Regions from separate parts of the Mus musculus genome. Here all the other regions are linked to region 1. Evidence: chromatin loops called from intact Hi-C (ENCODE). Cell type or tissue: left cerebral cortex. All regions are shown on one strand. Region 1 holds the start of Xpr1 (xenotropic and polytropic retrovirus receptor 1). Region 2 has its middle 2.8 kb from the start of Gm5532. Region 3 overlaps Xpr1 (xenotropic and polytropic retrovirus receptor 1). Region 4 overlaps Xpr1 (xenotropic and polytropic retrovirus receptor 1). Region 5 has its middle 37 kb from the start of Gm5532. Region 6 has its middle 10 kb from the start of Gm5532. Region 7 overlaps Xpr1 (xenotropic and polytropic retrovirus receptor 1).

Evidence for each region. Peaks named below come from ENCODE experiments on the same cell type or tissue, not always from the same donor. Only the 100,000 strongest peaks of a DNase experiment are listed, where the experiment ranks them.
Region 2: it touches region 1 in a loop (2.6-fold over the local background); 13 of 42 quality-filtered maps call a loop at or near these places.
Region 3: it touches region 1 in a loop (5-fold over the local background); 14 of 42 quality-filtered maps call a loop at or near these places.
Region 4: it touches region 1 in a loop (2.6-fold over the local background); 14 of 42 quality-filtered maps call a loop at or near these places.
Region 5: it touches region 1 in a loop (2.1-fold over the local background); 6 of 42 quality-filtered maps call a loop at or near these places.
Region 6: it touches region 1 in a loop (2.0-fold over the local background); 7 of 42 quality-filtered maps call a loop at or near these places.
Region 7: a loop joins it to region 1, with 2.0 times the contacts of the local background. A loop is called at or near these places in 6 of 42 quality-filtered maps.

Annotation. Positions count from the first base shown.
Region 1 is chr1:155,414,485-155,418,484 of GRCm38, forward strand. Xpr1 (xenotropic and polytropic retrovirus receptor 1) reads right to left here and starts at 2,960. Exons shown (of 15, transcript NM_011273.2): 1 at 2,682-2,960. The coding sequence starts at 2,750. In left cerebral cortex, a CTCF peak has its summit at 2,478; DNase peaks (open chromatin) are centred at 1,097, 2,260 and 2,974; H3K4me3 peaks cover 2,869 bases; H3K27ac peaks cover 1,423 bases.
Region 2 is chr1:155,527,934-155,531,933 of GRCm38, forward strand. No RefSeq gene overlaps it. Among named protein-coding and RNA genes, the nearest start is that of Gm5532, 2.8 kb to the left of the region's middle. In left cerebral cortex, no CTCF peak of the experiment used is centred here; DNase peaks (open chromatin) are centred at 47 and 1,513; H3K4me3 peaks cover 311 bases.
Region 3 is chr1:155,291,524-155,295,523 of GRCm38, forward strand. It overlaps Xpr1 (xenotropic and polytropic retrovirus receptor 1), which reads right to left. Exons shown (of 15, transcript NM_011273.2): 12 at 1,586-1,752. Among named protein-coding and RNA genes, the nearest start is that of BC034090, 49 kb to the left of the region's middle. In left cerebral cortex, a CTCF peak has its summit at 2,053 (motif pointing right); a DNase peak (open chromatin) is centred at 2,081.
Region 4 is chr1:155,297,710-155,301,709 of GRCm38, forward strand. All of the region lies in intron 11 of Xpr1 (xenotropic and polytropic retrovirus receptor 1), which reads right to left. Among named protein-coding and RNA genes, the nearest start is that of BC034090, 55 kb to the left of the region's middle. In left cerebral cortex, no CTCF peak of the experiment used is centred here; DNase peaks (open chromatin) are centred at 96 and 1,882; H3K27ac peaks cover 675 bases.
Region 5 is chr1:155,487,932-155,491,931 of GRCm38, forward strand. No RefSeq gene overlaps it. Among named protein-coding and RNA genes, the nearest start is that of Gm5532, 37 kb to the right of the region's middle. In left cerebral cortex, no CTCF peak of the experiment used is centred here; DNase peaks (open chromatin) are centred at 1,536 and 3,507.
Region 6 is chr1:155,514,999-155,518,998 of GRCm38, forward strand. No RefSeq gene overlaps it. Among named protein-coding and RNA genes, the nearest start is that of Gm5532, 10 kb to the right of the region's middle. In left cerebral cortex, a CTCF peak has its summit at 1,800 (motif pointing left); DNase peaks (open chromatin) are centred at 1,783 and 2,246.
Region 7 is chr1:155,345,861-155,349,860 of GRCm38, forward strand. All of the region lies in intron 2 of Xpr1 (xenotropic and polytropic retrovirus receptor 1), which reads right to left. It also overlaps the pseudogene Gm17974. Among named protein-coding and RNA genes, the nearest start is that of Xpr1, 70 kb to the right of the region's middle. In left cerebral cortex, no CTCF peak of the experiment used is centred here; no DNase peak of the experiment used is centred here.

The DNA.
Region 1 (4,000 bases):
CAGCCAAGCATCCATACTATTACATATAATTAAATGGTGCATAGAATTATAGATATAAACAAAATAATCAGTTCCTATCTGAAGCTCCTCCTGATTCAAGTAATATTTAATAAACGGACGTAAACAAAGAAGCTGACCAGTGCATGCTGGCTCAGGGCACTAGAAGGCAACCTAGGCTTGAACTAAGGGTAATACATCAAAATTTCATCACCAAGGCTTGAAAAATCCAAGTCTGTTCTGATAACTGTTTTAGAGAGCATCATTTTCAACTATGTAAAAATACATATTACAAAAAATTAAGTGAAGGTCTTTTCCCCTAGCAAAAGCTAACTTTTAAATATAGATACCTTTTATCCCTGTTTTTTTTTGGGGGGGGTGGAGGAAGGAAACAGGGTCTCTTCCCTGATGTTTTAAAGTAGCTAACATTCTAACATTTCCAGATCTTAAAAATTCTTACTCATACCTTTATGCTATTTTTAAAGGAATAGCACCAAGTCTTTGAAATAATACACAACACAAAGACTGCAATCCCATGCAAATGTCTTTAATGCTTCCAACTTACAAAGAAAAAAGGCCCCTTATTTTTCATCTTGCCTATGGAACGATGAAATTACTGAGGTAGGAGCTACATAGTAGGGGAATCTCTGTAGAATCAAATTTCAATTATCTACAATAAATGAATTTTTCAAAAAGTCATTTATAATTGGTCTGAGAAAGATAATGCAGTCACTCAGAAGCACAGGAATTCTGTCCCACTGTGACCAATCTAGAGTAACCATTTAGAAATAATAGTAACCAAATAGACTGTGTACATTGAGGAGTCTCGAGTCACCGTGGATACTCCAGCCACAAAGCTGACATTACAAATCAAGGGTTAATCGAATTTTTAAACTATATCAGGCTTCCCCTTCTAGTCCAAGATAGTCCACATTAATTCTATAAAATAGTCAAAGTTAAAATACTTAGATATATATCACAGGGATATATCCAAGTCCGGTTCCTCTGACCAAAAGCAAGCACCCCATACTGTACAGTAATAAGCTCTCCAGCATGCTACAGCACTAACCTCTGGGAAGAGCTGGCAGCGGTGCTCAAAGTGGTAGGAGGAAGATGAAAACCCAGTGCCCTTCTTTCAGTGGAACCCACCATCTGGATTCTAGCCAAGGCTTTAAAACTGACTGAATGTTATTACAAACAATAAATCAACAACTCCACAGCCTGAACTGTTAGGACCTTTTCTTCCAGAATGCGGCAGAGGAAGGTTACAAGGAAACTGACAAGAGAGTATTAGTAATGAGCCATTCGTTTCTGCCATTAAATACAATATATTACAAACAAACTTATTTTACAATCTTCAAGATTCTATTTAACCTAACTATCCCTTTCCCTGGTCTTCAATTATTACACAGGCTATATGAATAAATGACTGACTGCTGTTGCCTAAACATCCTATCACTAAATTCATATAAAAGTTAAAAAGGAAATCCAAAATATTTTAATCCATAAAACCTAGCTAGTATGTGTGTGCATGTTCCTATTGATTTTATACTCTTTGTTCCTGCTCATACCATAGATGTGAATTCCTGGAGGTTACAGACCCGCTGTCTTTTCTCTCTCCAGGAGCTGAACTACTAGCTTCTGAGAATAACCTATTGCAAGCTTCAAATAAATAAATAAATAAATAAATAAATAAATAAATAAATAAATAAATAAATAAATAAATGCCTTTCAGGTATCCTACCTTTTAAGTATATGAGTGGTTTGCACTGTCTTTACTTTTCCCAATATTGATGCAAGGTTCCTTAAAACATGTATTTAAAAACCCTCCAAAAGCCTTGCAAGAGGAAGAAACTGAAAGGAGGAACATGTCTCGTGCAATACACAAGTAAGGTACTGTATTCACAATACAGTGATTTTTCTCCCTACCAAAAACTTAGCAGAAAACCTGAAATTTTAAATAATTCTCTTCCCTCCTTTCTCTTCCCTCCATTCCAAAACCAGAGAAGAGTGAAAAGCCAAAGATGTGATTATTCTGTATAGTTCGTGCAGTCAGTACAAAGACAGAGACAACCGTCTCCTTATCAAAACAGAACTATTGGCTCAATGCTTTTGAAAACTATAACCACTGCATTAGGCGATACACATTTCACCAAGTTTCAATCCTGTTACAAAGCCTTTGTCAACAGTGAGCAAGTGGAGGTAAGCCGACGGGGCTGGGTGGACTGAAGGCAATCGCTGGAGGGGTTTATCTTGCAAGAGCTCGATTCTCTGGCGAGAGGTGAGCAGCGAGAAGCACCTAACCTTGGCAGAGGGGGTGATCTCTGGCGGTGGGGACCGGAGGTCAGGGTGAGTGGGGAGGGGGTGGCGCCGAACCGCCGCGACCCCGGGCCGCCGTCGCACCTGCGGCTTGGCCTCCCACCACCATTCCCCAGCCCCAGCCCGGCAGTGCCCTTCCTCTCGCCGCCGCCTGCATATCCGTTACCCCGGCGGCAGAGGGCTGCGGGGGAGGGGAAGGACGGCCTGGCCGCCGGGGGCCAGCAGCGCCGGGGATGCCGCAGTGGCTCCCCGCGGCGGTGGGTCAAAGTCCGCCCGGGCCGGGGAGCTCAAGGCAGCGGCGGAGGTCGCAGCTAGGGAGATGACAGCCCCTCCGAGCCCGCCCCAACCACAGCAGCCCCAGGTACCTCATACTGGATGTACTGCTTCCTCCACTCGGGAGTGATGTGCGCGGAGAGGTGCTCGGCGAACTTCATCCTGCCGCGTCCCCCTCACTCCCACCCGGCTCTGGCAGCTACAGGCGGCGGCGGCGGCAACAGCGACTCCGACTCCTCCCCACATGGGCCCCGGCGCTGCGCGAAGCTGCGCTTCTCTCCTCCTCCGCCGCCGCCGAGGTCTCCTCAGAGCCGCCCTCCCGCCATCTTCCTCCTCCTCTCCATAGCCCCGCCCCGCCCCGCCCTCTAGACGTCATCGCCATGGTAACCGCCTACGCCGCTCCGACGGAGGGGGCGGGGTGGGGCGTGGCCTCAGGGGCTTTCCTTCTTGCTCCGCCCCTTTGGGCCGGACGTGGGAAGGCACCTCCCCTGACCTCTTCCGCCTGCCTCCAGTCTGCCTACAGCTGCTTTCTACACTCTGCCTGGGAAAAACAACAATGTTGCTACTGCAATTAATATTGGTACTGGAGCAACAATAATCCACACAAGACGCTGATATTTGCAGAGAACTGTGCAAATATTATTTCCATTTTAATATTGATTCTTCATAAAACCCTTAAAGATAAATCAGCAGTGGTCCAAATTGAGTAGTTGAAACAGTTAAGAGCCAATTGTATTTAAGGGAACTGTATTTGCATGCTGTAGATGCTCAATAAATGCTTGCTTTCAATTTAAAATGTCAGTGCCAGAAAGTTTGTGCTGCTTCTGTATCTCAATGTAATTGTCTAATTAGTCCTAGTGCTACCAGAAAGGCCAAAACATCTAGATACAAACCAGGATTGACACTTTGTGATACAGCTGACTGGGAGTGGGGGGCAAACTTGAGAGGGAAAACAATGCTGAGAAGAAAGAGAATCCTCTCCTCACCCAGTCCCTGTGTGACAGTCCTGTATCCAGGCTGACCTCTGGAAAGATACCACAGAGGCAGCAAAGTACCATATTCCATGTGAGAGTGACTGCCCTGAAGGACTTATCTGAGGGAAAAGCCCAGGTCTCACCTTGGATGGTGGAGCCCTGGATAACATAGTAGCTGACTCTCTTTTTAAGTGTGTCTATTCTTGTCCCTGTACCAAGCACTGTTCTAAACTCCTTACATGTAACTTTATCCTCTTTAACTCTTACAACTTTGATGAGACTCAAAGGTTTGCTAAGGAAGTATTGTACCTGTGACAATATAGATCCCTGTTGACTTCCCAACACACACACACACACACACACACACACACATACTTCAAAACGCCATATGTTTTTCCTCCTTCCCTTCCTCTAAATTCCCCTTTCTAATAAGGTTT
Region 2 (4,000 bases), 110 kb after region 1:
TGTCATTTCTCCCCTCAGGTTTATACAGACTTGGTTCTCGTGAGCGTCTGTCAGAGCCAAGGTCATGCAAAAGCTCCCTCTTATCTGGGGCTATTATCCCAGTCAATGGCAAGGACATAATTTAGAATTATGAGGACACAGGAAGGCAGACTGTCCTGGCTTAATGGAATGCCAAGCCCAGCTTTGAGAAGGCAGAGGAGATAAGAGGAAGAAAATACAGCGTTAGCTCCAGCGCTCTCCTGCTCCCAACTGTGGGAGAAATACCTGAGAGATGCGGTGTGTTGTTGCCTGCTGGGTTCACCTGCCTCAAAGAGGGGTAGAACAAATGAACAGACTCTAGTTCCCAGGATAAAATGAGGCTCTTTCCTTAGGTGAGCTGACAGTAGGAGAAAGGGGAGTAGGGACAGAGACAGCAAAATGTTATCTAGAAGAGTCAGTGAGGCGCCTCTGGGAAGGAGATCAGAGCGGACAGGAAAGTTCTCTTGGGGAGGGGGAGGGGGAGGGGGAGGGGGATTTGCCAGAGCAAAGGATTCAATTGCATGGGAGAAAATGTTAGGGGAATTTTTGCCTGACTCTACAGAAAACTTTGCTGAGTTAAGGGGTAAGTAACAGATCTGAATTCTGATGATCTAAGGAGTGTGTGGGGCGGTACAGGGCAGCTGCATAGCAATTAGAAACACGGGCTTGGAGAAGAAGGAGCAGGGTTCAGATCCCAACTCTCACGTTTCCTCAAAGAAAACAAAACAAACAACAACAAAAAAACTCCCACAGGAGACTGCACACAAAAAAAACGAGTCCCACGGGAAAGCATACAGAGTATTCAGAAAGATACAGTACGTGGTTAGGAGAGTCCCTGGCTCTTAATAAATAATAGCTCCATCCATATAGACAGATGGGATATTTCTTGATCTCCTTTTAGACAGCTTTGGCTTCAGAGTGCCCTGGGGATGCCAAGGAGGGACACAAACAGGCAGAGATTCTTCACAGAAGGAATGGCCAACGCGTTTCTAGGAACAATAACATCTGATGTTAAACTTGAAATGATTTCCTGCTCTAGGCAATAATAGCTCTGTCTGTTCTCATTAGCCACAACATCTTTGGAAAAGTCTGCTACGTACAACTGCTTTGTGTTAGCGCTGCTCTACTACGGAGAGGAGACAGGCAATGTCTGGGCTTTGCTTGTGCTTAAGGGGGGGGGGGCAGGAGAGGGGGGAGGCTGGAGGAGGAAGAGATGGAGCAGGAAGCAGGATTTGAAACCTGGGAGTGATGGATGTACCACAGACAGCAACAGAGACCAGCAAAGGCAAGAGGATCTGGAAGAGAAATGGAACCTATCACATTTACACTGTCACAGGTAGAAAGAAAAATACAATCCTGAAACACTGTTAGTTACTGAGCTAATCAACCCAGGGCTGCAAATGGACAGAAAGGCTGTCGTGGGCTCTATGCCAGGAGCAGTTTGTCACTTCTGATTACATTAGGTGACTCACCCAGAGCTGGTGTAGCACATTTTAATTAGTCCGTACCCGGCATGTTTGTAAAGCCAACCACACTGTCCACGGTGGCTCTATGGCCTGCTCTTCCTCCCTGGGACAGGAGGATCCTCAGGTCCCCAGCCTCAGATGCAGATAGGGTGCAGATTAACAACAGCACAAAAGTACTCTGGCTCCAGATGGGACAGACTCTAAGGTGTTCCAAATATTTCTGTGCCCCGGGCTGCAACGACTCTCCCGGAGGGGCAGCCCAAACACTCACCGAGTAACTCACCGAGTCGCGGCCCAGCCACTGCGGCAAGTGCAGCTACTGCCTCAGATTTGGCTCCGTTTTAGGGCAGTGCCCTTACACACAGGCTTCCTATGCCGGAGTCCAGACCCCTGTTCTTCTCAGGCCCAGATCACGTCAGGTGGCAACACTGGGTCTCCACACTGGGTTGTGACCCCTTCTGCTGTCACCTCGGGCTATTCCGCCGTACCCCAGTTCCATACCGTACACAAGAGATTCCCTCTACATTCTGCCAGTGGCAAGATTTGAACTACTGCCTCTCATCTTTTCCCGCCTCTTACAGAAGCCCTTCAAGGGCAGAAACCTGTCTGACGCATCTAGAGTTTCTTCGGCCGTCTCCTGCTTGTTCATTTGCGAATGTTTGTTCTTCTCAGCTTTCCTGTCCTCTTTCTACTCTTCCCCCTCCCTAATTCTAATTCTCTAGCTCAACTTCTGTCTATGTTGGAAGGGACCTAAGCATGCATTTGGACAGGGCCCCTAACTTTTCTCTGCCTCAGCCTTCTAGAGCTAGGCAAAACCTGTGACACGCCAGACACTGGGGGACGTGGAAACTATTACATGTATGTTCAGAAAACCAGAAGACAAATACAAATGCCAACAACTTCTCTTTTCAATACTTTTGTGAGTGATTAAACCTTCTTCTTGCCCTCAGATTTTGGAGGCCTGATTGCTGGTGCCCAGAGTCCATGATGGCTTGTGATGGCTGTCTAGTGGCCATGTTTGCTTCCCCGTCCTTCCCAGCCTCCTGCTCTGTTGCTGCCCGACCCAGCCCTCCACAGAGAAGGGCCAGCAGAGCTGGTAGGCTCAGACCAGGCCTTGCTTTCTGTTCCTTTCCCTCAGTAAGCCTACCTCATTTCTTCTCTCCCACTCCAGAGGACCCGGTGTGTGTCTGGTTCATCTCTTCTACCGGATGTGATTGAACTGAGTGCTGCTCACTCTTCTCTGATAAAGATGACTAAAGCTTTGTAGCTCTGTGTTCTGTGTAGTGGCAGGTGCTCCACTGGAGCTATGTGCTGAAATCTCAGCCGTCACTCCTTCCTCTGGGCCCCGCTCAGCCCTTCAACTGTGGGTAGAGACGGTGAAAGCGATTTCAGCAACAGGCTGAGACAATTGTTTTGAACCCAAACAAATTACGCGGGTCACCAGAACATCCATCATTTCTCACTGCCGGGTCCGAATGCCAGTGGAGATGGTCATGCATAATTTATCACGAAATCAATGGGAACCAAAGGGCACAGGAGAATAACGAGAATAACGGGTCTCTGAGGAAGACCTCCTTCTAGCCTGCTTCCAGCCTTTCTCTCTTCCTTTTTCCTTTCTTTCTTTCACTTTCTCTTTGTCCAAGCTTGTTCTAACACAGGCTTGCTTTTTTTTTTCAGCATTACTCGAAGCTGTTCTTCATGATGTCACCCTGCTCAGCATAACCTTCCCGAATACCTTCCCAGACCTTCTTTGCAATCAAGGGCAACTACCAGCTCACTTAGGGCTCTGGCTTTAATTATTAGTTGCTCCCACTGCACCCAGCCTTTCCCCCTCACCCCCCCCCCTTGTCTCATAAGCATGTGGAGGAAGCTTGTTTGCCAGGGAGCCCAGAAATGGCCTCTGCTAACGGTGAGTGCAGCCCCTTCCGAGTCTGCCACGTTTTCTTGTCATCCTACTTTTCGCTCCCGGGCTCCGTTTCCTTTTTTTCTTTTTAGGTCTCATGTTCTTTGTGCTTTTCCTCTAATGATCATTTTACTCTTTATAATTAACCATCGATCTCTTTGTGTCAACCCCTTCAGAGTCCCCCCACTGTTTATCCCTGTCCTGCCTCATAGCAGACACAGGTGCAGTGGAAGGCAAAAGGAACCAGCCCGGCTAATATTTGGATTGGATTTACAGGTTCTACCCCAAGAAGAGCTGCTTTCAGTATATCCTGATGGAGATGTTCTCTGATGAACCCCGGGAGTGAGCCAGACAGAGGCAGCAGAACATGTGGGACGAAGATGACTACTGTCCCAAGGGTGGGACACACGACACAAACTGAATAGCTTTGAACAACAGAAACTGCCTCACAGTCCTGGCAGTTAGAACTCCAGAATCAAGGTGGAGGTGGAGCTGAGACACCTTATAACCAACAGAAGGAAATCGTCCATTGCTTCTTCCAGCCACTGCTGTTTTGACAACATTTGTTAGCATTCCCTAGCTTGCTATCCCAAAGGCCGATGGATGGTCACCT
Region 3 (4,000 bases), 120 kb before region 1:
AACCCTTTCATGGTTCCCGTCCTAGTTTCATTACACACATACACCTTCAACCTAGATTTCCCACTGAGAGAAGACAGGCAGAAACTGTATGAGGACTGTAACAGGATTTCATAAGGAAGATTCATTGGACTTCACAAATGGCTTCTTCACTTTTTTCTTATACATTTGCAATTATAATTCAAGAAAGTACACTTTATTTTCTAGAGCATTAAACTATGTGATAATAAAGAAACTGGCTGAAAGATTCTACTGACTAATCTCACTACATGGACGCCAATAACTGAGAAGTCTATGGCAGAAAACAGACTACCACTTATAAAGAGACACTGAACTTGAGCAGTCAGCACAGGAAACAAATGTATTCCACAGTCATGAAACACACACGTGGAGAACACAGAGCAGCTTTCCCTGACCCTCTTCTCTTTCTTTAAAATGGTACTAGGGTACTAGGGTACTAGAACTCTGAGTCTGCACCTGCTTGGCTGGCCTCGAACTCAGAAATCCGCCTGCCTCTGCCTCCCAAGTGCTAGGATTAAAGGCGTGCGCCACCACCGATATTTTCTAAACTTTCACATCAAGATCCTCACTTTCATGCAAGAGCTCACCCAAAGTCACCTCACGCATGCACATTCTGCATACTCGCTTTGCTTCAGTCCTTACACGCTGCCTTCTCTACTCAATGCTGCTCAATCACATACTTTTCAAAACACAAATTTGATATAATGGTGACATTTAGGTATAGGTTAAAACATTATTAACTCAGGTCTAGAAAGATGGCTCAGTTGTTTAGAGCACTGACTGCTCTTCCAGAGGTCCTGAGTTCAATTCCCAGAAAACAAATGGTGGCTCACAACCATCTATAATGGGATCTGATGCCCTCTTTTGGTGTGCCTGTAAACATCCACAGTGTACTCATGTACATAAAACAAATAAATAAATGTTTAAAAAATTATTAACTTGATATCAACGTTATCCACAGCAGAACTTTAGGCCAAAGAACATATCAAGAGCTAATGTACTCTAACACCCTTACCTTTGAGAATCTCCTGCAGTCTAGCTGACTAAATGGCTTAGTTGGTGGTAAGCTGAGATTGGATACAGACAGCTAGATTCCCAGTCCATTGCTTAATATTTTCAAGATCTAATAGCATTTACCTTTACTAAATCATCTGTGTAAGGATACTTTTGTTTTTTAATTTAAAATTCAGCTTCTCATAACCCTGTATTCTAATATGCCAGTAAAATTCTAAAATAATATATAATATAGAAAATATATTATATCCAGTACACACACACACACACCCACACACACACACCCACACACACACACACACACACACACACACACAAACATACACTCCCACGCTGATTGGGTTGGCACCCGCTTCTAACAAATGTCCCACTGTATCTACCATATAGCAAACAAGATAAAATTTTTTGTGGACTAGATTGGTATTTTGGATAATTATTTTGTAATCATGTTAGTTAATATAACTAGATCTTGGGTCAGTACTGCTGTATGACCTAACTACAGATATATCTAAGATTTTGATTTTTTCCTTAAGTGTGAACATTCCATACATACTTTTTGAGGGTATACAATTTCTTCCCGGAGGAAAGTGTTTTCTCCTGCATTCTTATCAAAGAGACCCCAGTCCATCTTGAGATCCCAGATGAGGGTATAGCAGGAACTGATGATACAAAAGAAGACCCACAGGTAAAAGAACACCACGGTGTCAGAGTGATTTTGTTCTGGAGAAAGAGGAGGGAAGAACAAAAAGGAAAGAGAAGATTACTAGATTGAACAAAAGTTCCTAAGTAAGACCAATTAAAGATGGATTCTTCATAGTGCCCATAAAAAATCAAACTGTTAAAATAAACATCCTTAGAATCATTGTCTAACGAAGGTTAATAACAAATATAATTTCCCTGAGGTACAAAAACAATCACTGAACTAATAGTTACAAAATTATACAAATGTTTACTACGAGTTTATAACATTCCAATGTACTCTTTGGATGTTCTAAACATGTCATTTAAACTCCTACCATTAGGTGGCAGCCTAGGGTAAAAGATAGGGTGAAACAGACAGAACCATCACAAAGAACCCACACCACTCTCTCTCCAGGAACTCCTGGGCTGCTTTTTACTTTAGAGCATCCCATGATCTCAGCAATGCTTATTGTTCAGGCGCAGACAACTCCAGAGAATGTGTCAGGAACACACAGAGGCTGTGAAGAGGAACTTGCCCTTGATCTTTATGGAAACCAGCTTCCCTCGGGCTACAGACCTTGATGGCTTGCTTATCTATTTATTTATTTATTTCTCCCCAGAGACATCACTCATACAAAGGCTAATTTGTCTTTATGCTGGAAAGTTTGGTTTTATTCTGAGAACACAACAGAGCACATTAAATCAGAATAAAAATAAATTGTAAATATAGTTATACAATTTAATATTTTTGGTTTTAAGTGCCCTGTTTGCTCTCTGAAATCCTCCTTTGGTAACTCCCTGCGTTCCCATGATGTTCTCCAGTTTCAAGATATGGCTAGATAACCAATAATCTGGTTCTGAATTATCAGGGAAAATAATGGTGTACATGATCTAACTTCAAAAAATTTAAATTTTGGTCAGATTCTCAGATTGTCTCATGCATTCTCCATAACTTGTCCTATTAAAATAAACAAGTATTTATCAATCATTTTAAAGTTATTAATGAGTTGAGTATGGAATGATCCGAAGGTAACTGATAATTTACTGAGTGACAGACGTGCTACAGGAGTAGAGCGGAGTTCAAATAAAGAACAAGGAGCTGAAAAACATCAAGGAGAATGGGGGTTTCCCACAGAGGGAAATGAACATCCGTAGCATTTGTGATATTTCTAGAAAAAGAAATAAACAGTGGTGCAAAAGCTAGGCGGATAAAGTGAGGTCATTCAAGGCTGAAGACATTTTTGAAAAGGCTTTAGGTATTTAAGTGTGTTCTGTTTAAAACGTTGTTTACATCTGGGATTTGTAAGATATAAGCAGCACAGAAGACAGTTTGTGACAACTTGAAATGACACTGGAAAAGACATGGACTTGCCTTCAGAATGCCTTCTTGGGCCTTAGGATCAGCTCTGTATTTTCGTAAATTAAAGGTTCAGATATTTATTGACACCAGAATTGCATAGTCAGAAAAGAACTGATACTTATAGGTCTAGAACAACTGGAGTCAGTATGTCTCAGCTCATAAGATACATAACTGTTTGCTGAAACAATCATTGTTAAATGGTAAGTCATATAAACTTATAATTAGGAATATGTTAAAATAATGGACACTCAGAATTTATCACTTCTTTATGTTAAACTCTGTTCTTCTCCACCCTTTAGAGGTTGTATACATTCTATCTGCATGACAGAAACACTGTACAATGCTGGTCTACTGTACATCTTTTTTCAACTCCACATTCAACAGTCAGTAGCATAAAATTGGGCCTGATGGCAATATTTAAATCAAGAAACACTAAAACCGCCTTTAATCCCAGCACTTGGGAGGCAGAGGCAGGCGGATTTCTGAGTTCGAGGCCAGCCTGGTCTACAAAGTGAGTTCCAGGACAGCCAGGGCTACACAGAGAAACCCTGTCTTGAAAAACAAAAACAAACAAACAAACAAAAAACAACAAAAAAAGAAACACTAAAACCCAGTGTCTCCAATCTATATTCCCACTCAAGAGATGGTTTATTAAATAAATATACACCAGCATATCATTTGTTTAGCTTCTTTTAGACAGTCAGTAGGAGGGAAAGGCAAGTAACTCTAATAGGATCTATCAAAAAAGGAGGAAAACAGAAGAGGAGGAGGAAGAAGAAAGAAGGAGCCAGAGAGGAGAGGGGAGGGGAGGGGAGGGGAGGGGAGGGGAGGGGAGGGGAGGGGAGGGGAGGGGAGGGGAGAACAGAACAGAACAGAAAGGCTCTGTCTGGATAGGAAACAATACCCAGGTTTAAATTATAGTCACTG
Region 4 (4,000 bases), 120 kb before region 1:
GAAAAATAGCTGGCTTTTAAGTTAAAAGATCTGAGTTGGAATTCACAGTCACTTCCCAACCTTATGGTTACAGACGACTCGTACTCTTACATAATCGACGAGACTAAAACGGGGCTAAGTAGGCCTAAGAATAAAAGAGGAAAAGAGAAACAGCAATTCTATTCAAGACACTTTTGTACCTCAGAGCATGCTTCCCTGAGCCCTTCTCATATCTAAAGTGAAAGGGAAGTTCTAGGAGTATGGAGTACCATTAAAAATATTTCAAAGATAATGCCTGAAAATAATTTCAAACTATATATGGAGGCTAAGGGAGTAGCTTTGTGCTAGAGCAATGCTCAGCATGTGTGAGACCCAGACTCAACCTTCACATCAATAAAAAACCGTCTAGCAAAATGGCACGTGTGCTTGCAAATTGCATTGCAGAGTACAAATGCGAACTGAAGCAACCTCTGATCTACTGAAGTCCTCCACAAATGTGCTAAGACAAAACTCCTTTCTGGGACTGGCTCAGTGGTTGAGAGCACTGGCTGTTCTTCCAGAGGACCCAGGTTTAATTCCCAGCACCCACATGGTTGCTTACAACCACCTACAACTCCAGTTCCAGGAGGTTCTATGCCCTCTTCTGACCGCCAAGGATACGAGCTCACACATGGTGCAGACACACACAGGGTCAACATTCTCTAGTATTTTACTAGTGCTTTTTATATGCTTCTATCATACCATGGAGATCAGATACAGGATTCTTACACGGAAGTTAAAGCTTACAGGAAAACTTAAGAGGTAGAAAAGGGTATTTCACACTTATGAACCTATAATTTAGATAGGGTAGCACAGTTAATAAGGGAGCAAATTAAGCCAGTCCTATTCTGTCTAAACTCCTGAGCCCATGTTCTAGCTCTTAACACACGAGGGATTTTCACTCAGCTGCTGCTTTATAACTTTCTGGCAGAGGACTTGGTGAAATTGACAAGAGGGAGGTAGTGAAACCTTACTGGAGGCAATAGCAAGTTAGTGGAAGATTTTAAAAACCAATTACAAACATCAAAATTTTAGTAGATTTCTGTTTTATTATTATTATTATTTTTGAGTGGGAGGAATCTGGTGGGGAAGTGTTTGAGACAGGATCTTGGGGTGGAGCCTTGGCTATCCTCAAACTCAAAATCCTCCTGACTCAGGCTCTCAAGCGCTGGGATTACTGCCACCACACCCAGCTGTGAAGTTCTTGATGAAGGGAGCAGAACAGTGTGTGTAAGTGACAGGGACAAGAAGGACCGGGCGCAGCAGATTCCGGACTTTGTGTCACTTTTCTTTGCTTTAGTCTTTCTGTACCAGCAATGAAACATGTAGTAGGCTCTAATGCTCCACCTTATTTGCTAAGTGTTGACTTCCCTTGGATAAACAAGTATACATTTTGCCTTTAAAGAAAATATGCTCTAGGGTCTCTTTCAAAACCATTAAAAAAATATGTATTAAGCACTGAGAAGCCCACCTGACTCAAATGCAAACAACTGTGTGTCAATGAAATATTTCGGTGATGAGTAGATTTTTATTTTCTTTTCCACTAATAGAATAGAAGCACTATTTTACTGTATGAAACAAGAATTCTTTCAAAATTTTGATGAAAATCATATACTGTGTCCTATTCAAAGTATCACTGAAGAAGCCAAGGTTGTATTGCAGTATAAATAGAGTAGGCTTAGCATGTTCAAGGCTTTGGGTTAAATCCCCAGCATGAGTGTGTGCTATGTGTGTGCATTCCACTACACTCTAAGACATATATAGATGACATATCTTGTTTACTAGCATAGTACCCAACTTCTGAATTTTTCCAACACTTCCTTTAAAGTATATTTTATTTGGGGCTGGACAGATGGCTCAGATGTTAAGAGCGTTGGCTGTTCCTCCAGACGACCAGGGTTTAACTCACATAGCAGCTCACAACGGTCTGCAACTCCAGTAACGCAAGAATCTGGCACCTTTACACCAATATGCATACATAAATATATATAATGTGTATGTATGTATGTATGTATGTATGTATGTATGTATGTATGTTTTGTTGTGGTTGTTTTATGTGTATCTATGTTTCACTTGCTTGAATGTCTGTGTATCAGCTGTGTGCCTGGTGCCCTGGAAGCTAGGAGATAGGATACCTTGGAACTGGAGTTACAAACTGTTGAGTGGCCATATAGGAGGCTGGGAATCAAACCAGGGTCCACTGGAAAAGCAACCAGTGCTCTTAACAACTGAGCCATCTCTCTAGCCCCCTGATATTTCTTAAGAAGTGAATTAAGGCTATAGAAAAAGAGCCCTGCTCTGGTCAATGAGACACTTGGTAGGCAAAAGCACTTGCTGTGCAAGCCGACTGCCTGAGCTTGATGCCCAGAGCCCACATAAAGGGAGGAGAAAACAGAATGCACACAGTTGTCTTCTCATATCACACACACACACAATGGCGCACACACGCAGCCCCATTACATACATAACATAATGAAATAAAAATTTAAAAAGAACATAATGCTAAGCACATTAAACATGCTAGCTAAAGCATTCCCACTTAAAACAGCATTAATGTTTCTGTTTTCCTCTAACTCAGGTAAGTTTTCTTTTCTGGCAGAGGGGGAACTTCTTTTCATATTGGAGCTGACTCCACACTGCTTGAACCAATGCTGTGGCTGTTAGTGTGACAGGCAAGTTCCTGGCTTGGCATTCAGTGGATGTGGTGATTAGGACATGGAAGCAGGAAATAGGTGTATCTTCTGATAAATATACCTTGTCATCTCAGAGACGCACCTGCCTCTGCCTCTTAAGTGCTGGGATTAAAGACATGAACTACCACACCTTGCTAAAAGATGTATTTTTAAGACACTTAAGCAAAATTAACAATTGCCTGAGAGTGAATGCTCACTGCCCTGTACCTTTATTCGCACTGAACACCATCACTCACCAAATATTACTTTAGCTTGAATTACTCTGCTACTAGTGAACTGAAACACTGTTTATGTATTTATTCTGCATAATTATGTTTAGGTCCTTTGCCAATTAAGGAGTCAATTTGAATTGTTTTCCATGTAGTGGTTAGGTTGCAGCTGAAATATCATTCCCTTCAGCTGTCCATTTCCAAGGCAGGAGTATTCTTTGCCTCAGTGATGTTGGGTTTGGTGATCGGCTTTAGTGTTAGACAGGACAGGCTTTCTCTGGACCTGCTGGGTGATTTTCTTTGGCAGAAAAAGAGGCTTTAAATGCATTGTGCCATGGGACTTGCTTTCCTCAGAGCTGCGTGGGGAACGGCTTGCTTCATGAGGTGGGGCTCCAGAATGAACACACATGGACCGGCCCCACTCCCAACTGACAGTAAGAGCTAAGCACGGATAAAACAGGGCAGAAGCAGTTCTACTGATGAGCTCAACCCACTCCAGTCAGTTTCCAGCTGACCAAAGAGGCTCCAGCAAGAACAAATTACAGTTATTTCAATTACCAAGTTTTGTGTGGATTTAGATGTGGCAATGACAGCTGATGAGTATTCTAACGATGGAGAACTATAAAGACAACCGGAAGAGATTCATAAACAATCTCCTCACATATAGTAGAAATAAGGCCTCATAGTCTATTTGACTGCTTATTATTTCTTTCTGCCCCTTTTTTTCCGCTAAAAATACATCAATACAATAAATTCATTTTTTTTGCTGATAGCATCAATATAAAGTTATATGTATAGACTAAAACGAAAATTTAAAGTTCTACCAAGTCTCAACTTTCTCTCCAATCACACATTGTATAAGTTGAATTCAAATAATTTTCACCTTTGCTTTTTTTAAGCATCAAAAATCTTAACAACTTCTGAGCAATAAAGTATCACAGATACTTTAAGATCTTTTTTTTTCTTTTTTTAAAAATTCGGTATTTTCTTCATTTACATTTCCAATGTTACCCCGAAAGTCACCCAAACCCTCTCCCCTCCCATCCTCCCCACCTCTTGGCCCTGGCGTTCCCCTGTCCT
Region 5 (4,000 bases), 73 kb after region 1:
GGACGCTGCTCCCTCCTCGGGGTCTAGGAGAGAACCTGTTCCTGCCAGCAGACAGACGCTGGCGTCCAAGGCTCGTGGTGGAACTGCTCCAATCTCAGCCACACTGCCATCTAACCTTACGTCTGTAATCTCCCTGTTTCTTTCTTACAAGGAGTAACCCAAGCTAATCTCTACAACCTAAGACCTTTAACTGAATCACATCTGCAGAGATGTGTACAAATAAGGTAACCTCCATAGATTCCAGGAGTTAGGAGATTTATGAGTGGGCTTATTTATTTTGAGCCTACCACACCCTAGAATCCACCAGGTCTTGAAGGCACCCTGGTTCCTTTGATTAGAGAAGGATTTTTTTAGGTGAGATGCGAATTCAAGGTATTCCCATTGCCATGTCAGCGTCTCTACATCTAGTCCATATGTATACACAGAGCTTGAAACGTACATACGTTAAAACAGACATGTGTGTGAATAGGTATAGATCAAGGCATACGCACAAACATAAACCTGCATTAATTTGTCTATTTACATTTTAAAAATCAAGAGTTCACAACTGTGTCTTTAACTCTAAGTCAGCATCATGGGATTCACACTGGCCATCTTCCTTTGTTTGTAGTCAGGTTATAAAGACTCTAACAGTAACAGATGGGGCTCATGTTATCACAACAGGCCTACTTTCTTGCCTGGTTCGCCTAGAACCAATTTCCTGACTGTACCACCTGAACCCACTCGGTCCTCGGGAAGAGCAGCTCGTGCAGTGTGCAGAAATGACAATTTTATTGGAGAAATAAATTGCCCGTGCCGGACAGGCCTTTCTTCCACTGAGCTCCAAGCATCTCCATTTGTGATCTCACACTTGCTATGCCCAGAGAGATGTCATCAAGTCCCAGAAACGAGAGAGTGGCTTTTACAATCCACTGTCTTCAAGTGCTCCTTTGTGTCTGGCTTCAGGGTGAGACTGGAAGGTTTCAAAGCTGAGACACAGCGTGGATATTCACATTGCCCTCTCTTCTCCGTTAAAACCTGTGAATTGCTAGACATGCTGAATCGCACATTGCTTACAGGCATAAAATGTTTTTGGTTAGATGAACATCTTAAAAACCTAGGAGACAATCCCTTACCCCGCCCTCCAGGGAGAACAATTTTAAAATCCACTCAGAGACAATAACAGATGATTTTGCCCCTTGCCAGCTCCCTTTCTGATGCTGTTAATGGGAGGAAGGGTGGAGTTCAACACAAACACAGGATTTCTGCATGTACTGTGGATGTAGTGCTGTCTAGGCTGGGGTGTTGGGGAGGTAAGCCAAGAGAAATTGGTGAATTGGAACTCGTTTAGTGATGTCTCCGGACAAAGTTCTCTTTGCTTTCTGGATTGAAAAAAAATGTGTGAAGAGAAGTGACTCTCCTTTCTCTCTCCCTCCTTCCCCCTCCTTTCCTTCCTTTTCTCCCCCCCCCCCCCACCTCTCTCTCTGCTACTGCAGTTCTTGGGCTGTTTAAGCATTAATAATGTTCCAAAAACGCAACAGATTTTGTTTCTGCTGCTACGGCGTATGCCAGGCATCTGGGGTGAGATGAGAAAAATGGGAACTCGAAAGCCTTTGAAACTGCAATGATCATGGAAGCGTCTGGTAGCAGAGACAAGTCTGTTTTCCTACATCGATGACAAAGGTTCGGAAATCAAAGGGGGGGGGGATTAAGAAAGGAGAAAAAGTACCTCTGGTTACTACATACCACCATCCCGAGAAGGAATGTGTGCATCTAGACATTAACATGACTCGTGAACATTAAACACTGTTTGTAGGGCTCATGTATGTGGCATGACAGAAAGCATGGAGATTTTCTCTAATTCTACCAATCGGCTTAAACATTCAAAGGAATAGAATCTGTTTCTAGGTGGCTACCTGATAAACCTTTATGGAATCCAAGCCCAGTGTAGTCCTTGGGCATCTTTTGGAAATACCTCTTGGAGTTAACTCCGGAGTCATGTAATAAACTGCTTATAATTTTAACCTTGTGTCTATGGAAACGATTTTCCCCTACCCAAACTAGGATCGTCAACCCTTTATTATCCATTTTTATACTCCTAATTTGACTTTAAAAGATTTTGATTTTTTTTTTTTAAAAATCGCTCTTGAAGATCTTTCAGTGCAACTCAGAACTGACACTAATAACAACTTAGTGGGCCTCCTTGGGAAGTGCAGACACCTTGCCATCGTTTTATGCTTATTTCTCCTCTTTTCTCTCAAGATACAGCCCTATAAAGCCCTGTGAGAGGCTGGACCCGAGCTCTCTCTATAGCCAAGGACGACCTTGAGTTTTCATCCTCCTAGTCACACCCCCTGCATGCAGTGTGCAACTCTGTGCTCTGTTCTATGAGGTGCTGGAGAGCAGACCCGGCTTTGTGCAGGCTAGGCGTGTTCTCCACCAAATGAGCTTCAACTCCAGCCTCCTTTTCGCCCTTTCCAGATAGGAACACTCAGGCTCAGAAGGAGGTTGAACAACTTGGTCCAGGCAGTAAACAGCAAACAAAACCAAAACAGGCTAAATCCGGCTTGCCACAAGTCATCTGTCTCCAACATTCAGGTTTTATTTGGGGGGGGGACCACCCTAAGGAGCTCCCCACAATTGTTCTTGAGCAACAACACTAACCCTGGAAACACACCTTGCTCTCCGGCTCCCCCAACAAGGCCATTTCAAGGCCCTGTGCTTATTTGCTGCAGAAATTCTTGTCCTATTTATTTAAAAGCCATCTCATTACTTTATTGGCCCTGTCTCATATTTTATTTCACAAAGAAAATGTTTACAACTGAAATGCTGATGGAAAGTTACCCAACGAGCGAGCAAGCATGGCGAGTGTTAATATTACCATTTAGAGATGATTGGGGGGGGGGGGGCTGGAGGTGGAGAGGTGGGTGTTTGCCCACATGTGCATAGCCTAGCATCCCCAGGCAGAAGGAGAAGGTGGCTACAGGCTCGGTCTAAAAACAAAACAATGTTTTCTTTTGCTGTGCTTTTGGACCCCCACCCCCACCCCCTATGATCCCCATTGAATTCCAGGGAGTGAAAAGAGGGCCTAAGATAATTAAAAGTTAAAAAGTTAATCCTGTCTGGAAAAAACAAAAAAAGGGGGGCGGGAGAGAGAGAGAGAGAGAAAGAGAGAGGGAGGGAGAGAGAGAGAGAGAGAGAGAGAGAGAGAGAGAGAGAGAGAGAGAGAGAGAGAGAGAGAGAGAGAGAGAGAGAGAGAGAGAGAGAATTAAAAGTTTATCAAACAGCACAGGGTTTTAAAAGCGTATAAAATACAATCTTCCTGCACGGTCTGCTGCACTGTGTTATACACAGCTTTGCTTCGGCACAGGAAAGCTCTGCTTAGTGAAAGCCGGAAGTATCAAGATTAAGGAAAACATCCTGTAATGTCCATTGTTTAATAATTCAATGCAAACCCTCTTTATTATATCTTTAAAAAGATTTAAAAAAAATCATTGTTCCAAGAGGAGAGCTAGGGAAAGAAACCCCTGCCTCTGGGCACAGGCTCAAGACTCAGCATGCAAAGCGGCAGGAAGCTGCACACACCGAACCTGCCTGCAACCCAGCTTGTGTGACCCACTTAGACGCACTGCTCTTGCGCATCTACCCCCCTCCCCAACAACAATCCCCCCCCCGCTCACCCCCCCCACACACACACAGTTGTCAACGACAGGAGGATTTCTGAACAGATTGATAGGTGCTGTGTAAACAGTCGGGTGTAAGAAATGGCTCCATTTGTCCTTGTCTATTGTTTGCTCGTGGAATTAGTGTGCGTGGCCTTGCACCTGACAGAGGTCAGGGCGTTGCGTGTTGGCATTGTGAAATGCTACATTGAAAAAAAAGCACTGAACAAACGCCCGGGGTGCCTCGGGCCCATCCTCGTTTTATTCAAATATTTCTAACCCCATTTTCTTTCACAGTCTTCTCCTTTTCAATTATTCATGACTTGACGGTAAGATTCATGGGCTTCAGGGACCACGTC
Region 6 (4,000 bases), 100 kb after region 1:
AAGCTTTTAGCAGAGTCGAGTAGAGCTCTGTCCTACAGTGAAAGCTTGGTGTGTTGGTGGCATGTATGGGAAGTGTGAGCACAACCAAGAGCCTTCAGTCACCTGCAAATGGTTTCCTTTGAGAAGGAAATCTCTGGACCCTTCAGAAGTTCCATGGAGTTGCTCCTGCCAATAGCCAGGAGTAGACAGGACTGTAGAAGCCACAGCCATGTTGTCATTTTATACATCACCATCTGGGCGTGAGGCTCTTACTTGGCCTAGCCCTTTGCAGAGACACTGGGATGTAGTTAGCGGTGCAGGTCTCAGGGGTCAAAGATGCAAACAAAGCAAACTCCATTCACCCAGAGTCTGAGGTGGGATTTCTCACCTGGCCAGGTCTTTTTAGGATTCCTGGAAACGCTTCCTGAAAATTCCTTAAACTCTTCTTCAGTTGATCCAAACAGTACCCCTAACACCTTGTCTCTTTTGTACCATCTGTATAACCTTTATCATGTTACCAATTAGTTGGCATCCAAAAGCTACTTCTCAACACTATAATATATCCGTGTTGCACTTGGAGCCTTGAAGCTTGGCAGCTGATCCCACTGAACAAGGTAGAAGTGCAATATTCATCTATTAAGCAACTTCTAAAAAACAACTCCCCCCAAAACTTCCAAATTTGAGATGGACACTTACCAAAGGCATAGCCCACCCCACCCCACCCCCTTTTAATTCTTTAAAAAGTCTATCTTTTATGCTCATAGGCAAACCTCTTTGCTCAGTAGACACACAGTAATCAGTGGCATGTGATGGCTAGTGAATGAATTGTTGGAATAGATTGTCTTTAATCGAGGCAGTAGTGATGATATACAGCCTTGCTCTATGAGGTCTGTGTTCCCTTTACATGTCCTCCCTCCCCTTCTCAGACACATTAAACCATCACATATACCTTCAATGCACACTCTCTGCCATTCACCCCAGGCCTGGCACAAGTGAGACCACCTGAGTACTTTCTCTACGTGGCTTCATCCAAGGGTAGGTTCCTGCCAAATAATTACTTTCCAGGAACCATATGACTCGGTTCTGTTTCTGTAACACAGCCAGGGTGGTGTGCCAAAGAGTTATGTGCAAAGATGGATCTTATTCATTCCATGCCATTGTATCAGAAAAATCCACCATCAGGCTGTTTGCCCATTAATTAAATTGCCTAGTGAGGATGGAAGAGCGGGAAAGGATTCGGCAAGCTGTTTCTTCCTGTGTTTAAATGGATTTATATTAAACTTTGAAAGAGGATTATGCTTTTTGTCCTTCCTTAATATTGAACCCATTACAATGAGTTGAAAACGGAAAAGAAATGTGATTATGTGATTTCCTTTTTCTATTAAATTATTTTTTGCCGCTATTTGTCATTTCGATATCTTCATTAAAATGTGGTCATCTTTCAAAATAAAGACTGGATCTTATTCCAGGGTGATTACAGAAAAGAGAGCTGGCCAGAGAATCAGAGAAGCTGCTGTTTCTGAACCATATGAGATTTAAACATGGAACTTCTCTTCCCAAGCCAAGTTGTCCTTAAAAAAAAAAAAAATGTGATCTTCGTGGGCTGCCTTAACTGCCTACCTGCCTCTAAGCCTTGATACTCCAGCAGGATGTGTTATTGCGTACGTTAAGGATGAGACCTTTCGTTTTCTTTGTAGGAGACTGCTGAGATTAATAATGAGCATTCTGTTACAAAAGACACCAAAAACCAGGTCAACAACCTCCGAATCCTGTGTGGAGAAGGCAGAGAAAATGGCGATGAGAAGGGAAGGAGGCATCAGACTGCCCCCTAGTGGCAATCGGGGTATGACACGGAAGGTGGTGGTAGCAGGGGGCCACCAGGTAGCAAGACCTGCAGAGAAAGAAGTGGGGGAGGGGAAGGAAGGAAGGAGAGAGGGAGGGAGGGAGGGAGAGAGGGAGAGAGGGAGGGAGGGAGAGAGGGAGGGAGGGAGGGAGGGAAGGAAGGAAGGAAGGAAGGAAGGAAGGAAGGAAGGAAGGAAGGAAGGAAGGAAGGAAGGAAGGAAGGAAGGAAGGAAAGATGGATGGACCTAAGGAGAAGTCACCTTCATTTCCTATAAGGGCATTTAAATACCATAGAGGAAAAACAGAAAATAATAACGTGTTTCATGCAAATTGGGCTCCAGATCGCTGGCTTTCTTTTTAATGCCTGCCACTTTATATTCAGTTCACTGCTCCGGTGAGCACAATGAAATGTTGCAATTCCATTAAAAACCTCAAAGAAAACAAATCCCCGGTCCTTCAGAGCTAGCAGGAAAGCACTTTAAAAGCTTTGCAAAAGCTATCATTTGTGCATTCAGAAAACCATTAGGACTGCCTCCTTTGGAAATATGTGTGATTTCTTGTCATCTAATTTTAAACATTTAAATTTTCTTTCAGTGACCCTTATCCTCAAGCACAAATTTCTCATGCCTCGCCAGACAACGAAATCAATTTCTAGGATGCTGAGATGTGGACTGGATTTATTATAGTAAAGAGACAGGTCTGTCAGGAGGAAAATTAGAGAGAGGAGTCGGAGAGGTGGCATACATTTGAACACTGAGAAATACAGCAAGGTACATGAGGGTTTCCAGACAGCCACGCAGCTGAGAAAGAAAGGTGGCTGCCAACTGGATAATGGAGATGTCAAAGGTCCAGACTGGGTCACACTGCACACATCTTTTCTCCCTTACAAGTCTTGGATGTGGGCATGCGTGACTGGCAAAGGCATGAGAACCCTGGGGCAGCCTCTTCAGCTTGAACCCCATCTCTGTTGCTCACTTAACGGACCTGGGAGAGATTGCTGTCTTCAAGTAGCCTTGAGAGAAAAATTCAAGGTAACCCAGAGCAAACTTGACGCTCTTTCATTTATCAAGACTAACATCTCCTTTTGTGCCCACCAAACCTGGTTTAAATAAGTTTATGAAGCTGGTGTGCTTTCCAGATTCCTCTTGTAAAGGAGAAAGTGTGTGTGTGTGTGTGTGTGTGTGTGTGTGTGTGTGTGTGTGTGTGTGTGTGTTGTGTGTGTGTGTACAAACATGAGGGTTGTGGGCTTTGGAGCCAGATTATCAGGGCTGAGTTAAATGCCAGGTCTGTCCCTGACTAGCCAGGTGTCCAACCTCTGTCTCTATAAGGTCATTATCTTCATCACTGGAATAGGATAAACAATAAATGGTGGCTTATTATTTTTCATCCTTGATATTTGAGACATGGTGTTATGGGGAGCCCACCAGCAATGACTACTCAGATACAGTTTATAGCCAATTCAAAGTCTTAATTCCAGCCAGCTGGGACTAATACTCAGGTATTCAGGACCCACGTGTAGCATCTAGTGTTTAGAGTATGTTTTTAAAGGCAAAAAAACCTGGCATCTCTCTCAGCAGCTGAAGGAGAAGTTTTACCCAGGCAAGCAGTTTAACAGAAGCTAAGATAAGCAGTTAGCTGGAGAGGGGGGTTTGTACAAGCAGGCAGTTTGGCAGAAGCTTAGATAAGGTAGTTGGGGCATCGTGACCTTGGGTCCCTAGAATAGAGTTGGGTAATTTTCCACAGGGCTTCTCATCAAGAGCAAATTATAGCCAAATCTAACATGGTCTCAGCAAGAATTCAAGGTGGATGAATCTCTTACACTGGTTTGCCCTGTCACAATGGAGCTATATCATCTGGTCAAGTTGAGCAGGTATTAACACATCACTTGGGGTTGGGGGTATAGCTTGATGGTTCAGCACTTGCCTAGCATACAAGAGCTCCTTAGTTTAATCACCAGCAGGGTGAAAATAAATAAAAAATAAAATCCAAATGGCAAAAAGGAAATCATAACTTACTTAACATCTGAAACAGGAAGATCCTTCACAGAATATTTGATTTTTCTCTTCTTAAAATTTTATTTACCTTTGTGTAGTCTGCACACACACCATACGGCACATGCAGAGAGGTGAGAGTTGGTACTAACTCAAGTTGTCAGACTTCATGTACTGAGAATTCTAGA
Region 7 (4,000 bases), 69 kb before region 1:
AGACTTCTGGAGGCAGTTAATCAAGAAGGTTCAAGGGCTAGCAGATGAAATGAGTAGAATTCAGTTAATCAAAAGGAAAATTAAATGTTTCAGAGAAGAAAAAAAAAAAGCAATGAAGATATGAAGAAAAGAAAGTGCAGCATGTTTCCGGGAAAATCGGTTAAGTTGTATTTTATGTTATGCCGGCATTCACTTATTTTTATTTTAGCTGTACAGAGAAGGTGGTGTGGTCTAATGGTCCACAGTTTTGGTCAGAAGCATCCCAGTAACATAATGACTCAAACAAGTCACCTGTACAGTGGGTAAATGACAGCTGACACCTTCAGGTCAGAGGGTGACTCCTAGAAATGTCACCTAGTCACTTTGTGTGTCGATATGGCTTTGTCAGATCTTTCTGTCTTCTGGGATCATAAATATCTATATCATTAATCCAGATACTTTAAAAACATCAAGTGGGCCAATGATATATGTCTTTCTGTAGGCTAGATCTACTTTGTGAGTTTTGTCCTAGAACCTACAAACTATTAAATCTACTGGAAATGCAGAATAAAGAGCTTCAGGGGCCTCCAAGACCTTTTTTTTTTCATGTAAGATTTGACTAAACTTCTAAATGTTAACCAAAATATAGAAACTTTCCATATTTGGACCTAGAGTACCTTAACTTTAGATGTATAGAAAAAGAGTAGGCTCCTTTCCATCCCCAAACTCCTAGAATGTTAGTGCATTCCCAGAAACCTTTAAATATTCAACCTGTGTAAAAAAAAAATAAATGAAATGTCATTTCCCTAAGAAACATGATACATACACAACACATACACACACGCACATACATACACCTCAGCAATACAAATACTTTAAAGAGAGATAAAAGGGCCTAACAGTTTTAAAGGGCTGTCATATCTGACCTCACTCAATGAGCAGAGGTGCTGGCCTCCAACACTGAGAGTTCCTGTAGTACAAAGAGTGGAGAGAGAACAGACTGCCCAAGCCTTCTACAGCTGGCAGGTATGTCCCGCCTAAATAAATAAGTATAACAAAAGAGCCTTTTAAAGGTTATCAAATCTATTCATTTAATTTAAGTCTAAGCATACAATGTGGGTCGTTGTATTGGTTCTTCAAAAATACACGGATGACTACTTCTCAGGTAAATGTAGCAATTAAGGTTTAACAAAGGCTAGCTGCTCAAGGCCACTGAGAATCATTTTCTTTTCAAAGCATAAAGCAGGCCCCAGCTTTTTAAGGAAGCTGGCCCTGAGTTAAGGAAATTCCATGGTAACAGATTCTGTGCTTAGAATAGCATCTTGCTCCACCTAATTGAAAATAAGAGCAATAAATTGTTTTCCTATATTTTTCATTTTAATTTTACTACCTATTGTTAAAAAAGAAATCCCCAAAGCAGAGAGGGGCTTGGTTATATATATTTCCTGTACTTCTCTACTAACATTAAGATAAAGTAGCAAAGTCCAGCAAGATAATTTAAATATAGCTTCTATTCTTAAGAATAATCATAAACACATTAAAGTTTATATAGAAGTTACATATTCAGGAATATCAACTATGTAAAATATTGCCAAGGACTTAGAAACAAAAACATCCATCTATGCATTAATGTGAACATTCTGCTTTTTTACTTCAACAGCTACTTCATCTAAAATACCAGCAGTCTGTTATCTCTATTCACATACAACTTAACTGCCATGAATCATAACAGAATACTGTAAGGTTTCATCAACACAGGGAAGTCAGAGCTGAGAGTAAAGAGGAGACACCGTAAGGGACAACAGCAAGGGCAGCTGTGCAGAAGAAATCCATGAACACCGCTGCTGTCGTTCTCTAGGATTCAAAGACTGATCCATACAGGGAACTGGCGGCAAACCACGGGTAGAAGATTAGGACAAGACAGAAAGAGCAGAGACCCAATCAGACTTGGACATAAAAGAATGGATTATACAGAAGTCTCATAAACACTACATAAAATATGGAAACCATAAATAAATGATTAACCCATCTACAAAATGAAGTATTTCTCTTTAAAAATGCCATAAGTGCAGTCAAAAAAGAAGTGGGAGAGGGAATTTTATATGCAGCACTTGATAAAAGATTTATATTCAAAATTTACACTCAGAGTGGGGAAATGGTTTGGCAAGTAAGAACACTTGAATTCAGATCCCCAAATCCCAAGCAAAATTTATTTTAGAAAATGTTTATAAGTCAATATTAAAATTATTCTTTATTCCTTAATAAAATGGGCCAATTAAAGCAATTCATAAAAAATGACAAGCGGCCACAAAAAAAAAATTGAAAGGAGGCTCAACATTAAAATTCCAAATAAATTCAAGATCTAAAATATAGAATGAAATTTCACTGTCAGATTGGGAATGATTTTAAAATAGTAATATCGCTTTGGCAATGATAAGGGTAAATCAACACTCTCGCTCCCTGTCGATAGCTATGTGAATCTGTAGTCTCTTTAGGAAGATAGTTTGGCAGTAGTTATCAAAATGTTCAGTATGCTCAATCCTACTCATAGAAAAAACACTCTAAAAGAATCTGCACAAAATAATGTTATCTGTACGGATTTCATTCACCATTATTTTTTAATAGTAAAAGAGAAGACAAATGGGGTCCAGTAGTTACACCATAGCAGTAATTTTTAAGTATATATGACTTTTGGTCAGTTGTGTCAGATAAGGCTGAGTAGCTCCTTCCCAGCTAACAACCACCAGAAACTCATTAAAGAGGACCAAGAACACAAGCTTTGTACTATCTATGAAAAGCGAATGGCCACAGAATTAATTGCTGATGTTCTGGCTGAAGACTGGATGGGTTGTGTGGTCCAAATCAATGGTGGGAATGACAAACATAGTTTTCCCATGAGTCAGGGTGTCCTGACCCACAGCAGAGTGTGCCTGCTGCCGAGACGGGCATTTTTGAAATAGACCAAGAAGAACTGGAAAGAGCAAGCACAAATCTGTTTGTGGATGTCAACTGAGTGTTCTTAACTTAATTATTGTTAAAAAATAAAAACAAAAATAGGAGAAAAAGCTATCCTAGGACTGTGCCCAGGTGGATAAAGCCCCCAAAGAGCCTGAAGAATCTGAAATTTTCATTCTTTCTAAAGATGTTATCCAATGTTGTCTGAAAGACCTTAAACAAAAAAGGTAAGATGTCCAGGACCAAAGCAACCGAGTAAGTTTCTATCGTTACTCCGTATGTCCAACGTATGTCCAACAATCAGGTGCTCTCCAAGAGAAGTATGCACTCTTAACCTCTGAGCTATCTCCTCAGCCCTAGGACTGATACTCTTACAAGAAGGAAAAGGCACCGGAAAACTCCCTCCTTCCCCCATCACCCGGTGAAAAAGCAATGTTCCGGGCTGTTTCTGGAAGCCAAGAAGCTTCACCAGAATCCGAGCCTCGCAGTATTTTGATCTTGATCTTTGAGCCTTTAGAACGATGACATAGTAAATGTCCTTTGCTTATACCACCTAGCCTTCTGTAATAGCAGCCTGAGCAGACTTAATGAGTCAGATGTGTCCTAAGCTCAAAAATTAGTCACAACCCCACACACAAACCCTAAGCTCAATTCAAAGAGAGCTAGCGTGAAAAAAGTACAAATCTTGGTAAGACATCAATATACCCTATGCTGACTAACATTAACATAACAGGAAAAAAATAAAGTGTGCAAAAAAAATAGAGATCAGATGAAGAATTCTTGAGAGAACGCTGCTGGAGAGTTCCCTTTACTCTGGGTTAAGCAGTCAATTATGCTAATACACAGAGTCTGAGTTCTACATTTGTACAACTGTTATAGCTACTTCACATTTGTGGGTGACAGACAATTTTTCATCTAGCCTGCCATGCTTTTTAAGAATACCAATCAAGGCAAACAACCACCACTGCTCAAAATTCACCATGTAATAAGTGCTTTACAACCACTCTTGGGAAGATTTTAATTTTATACCAAAGAAGTCGTTTAATCTTTTAATGCAGTACCTGGG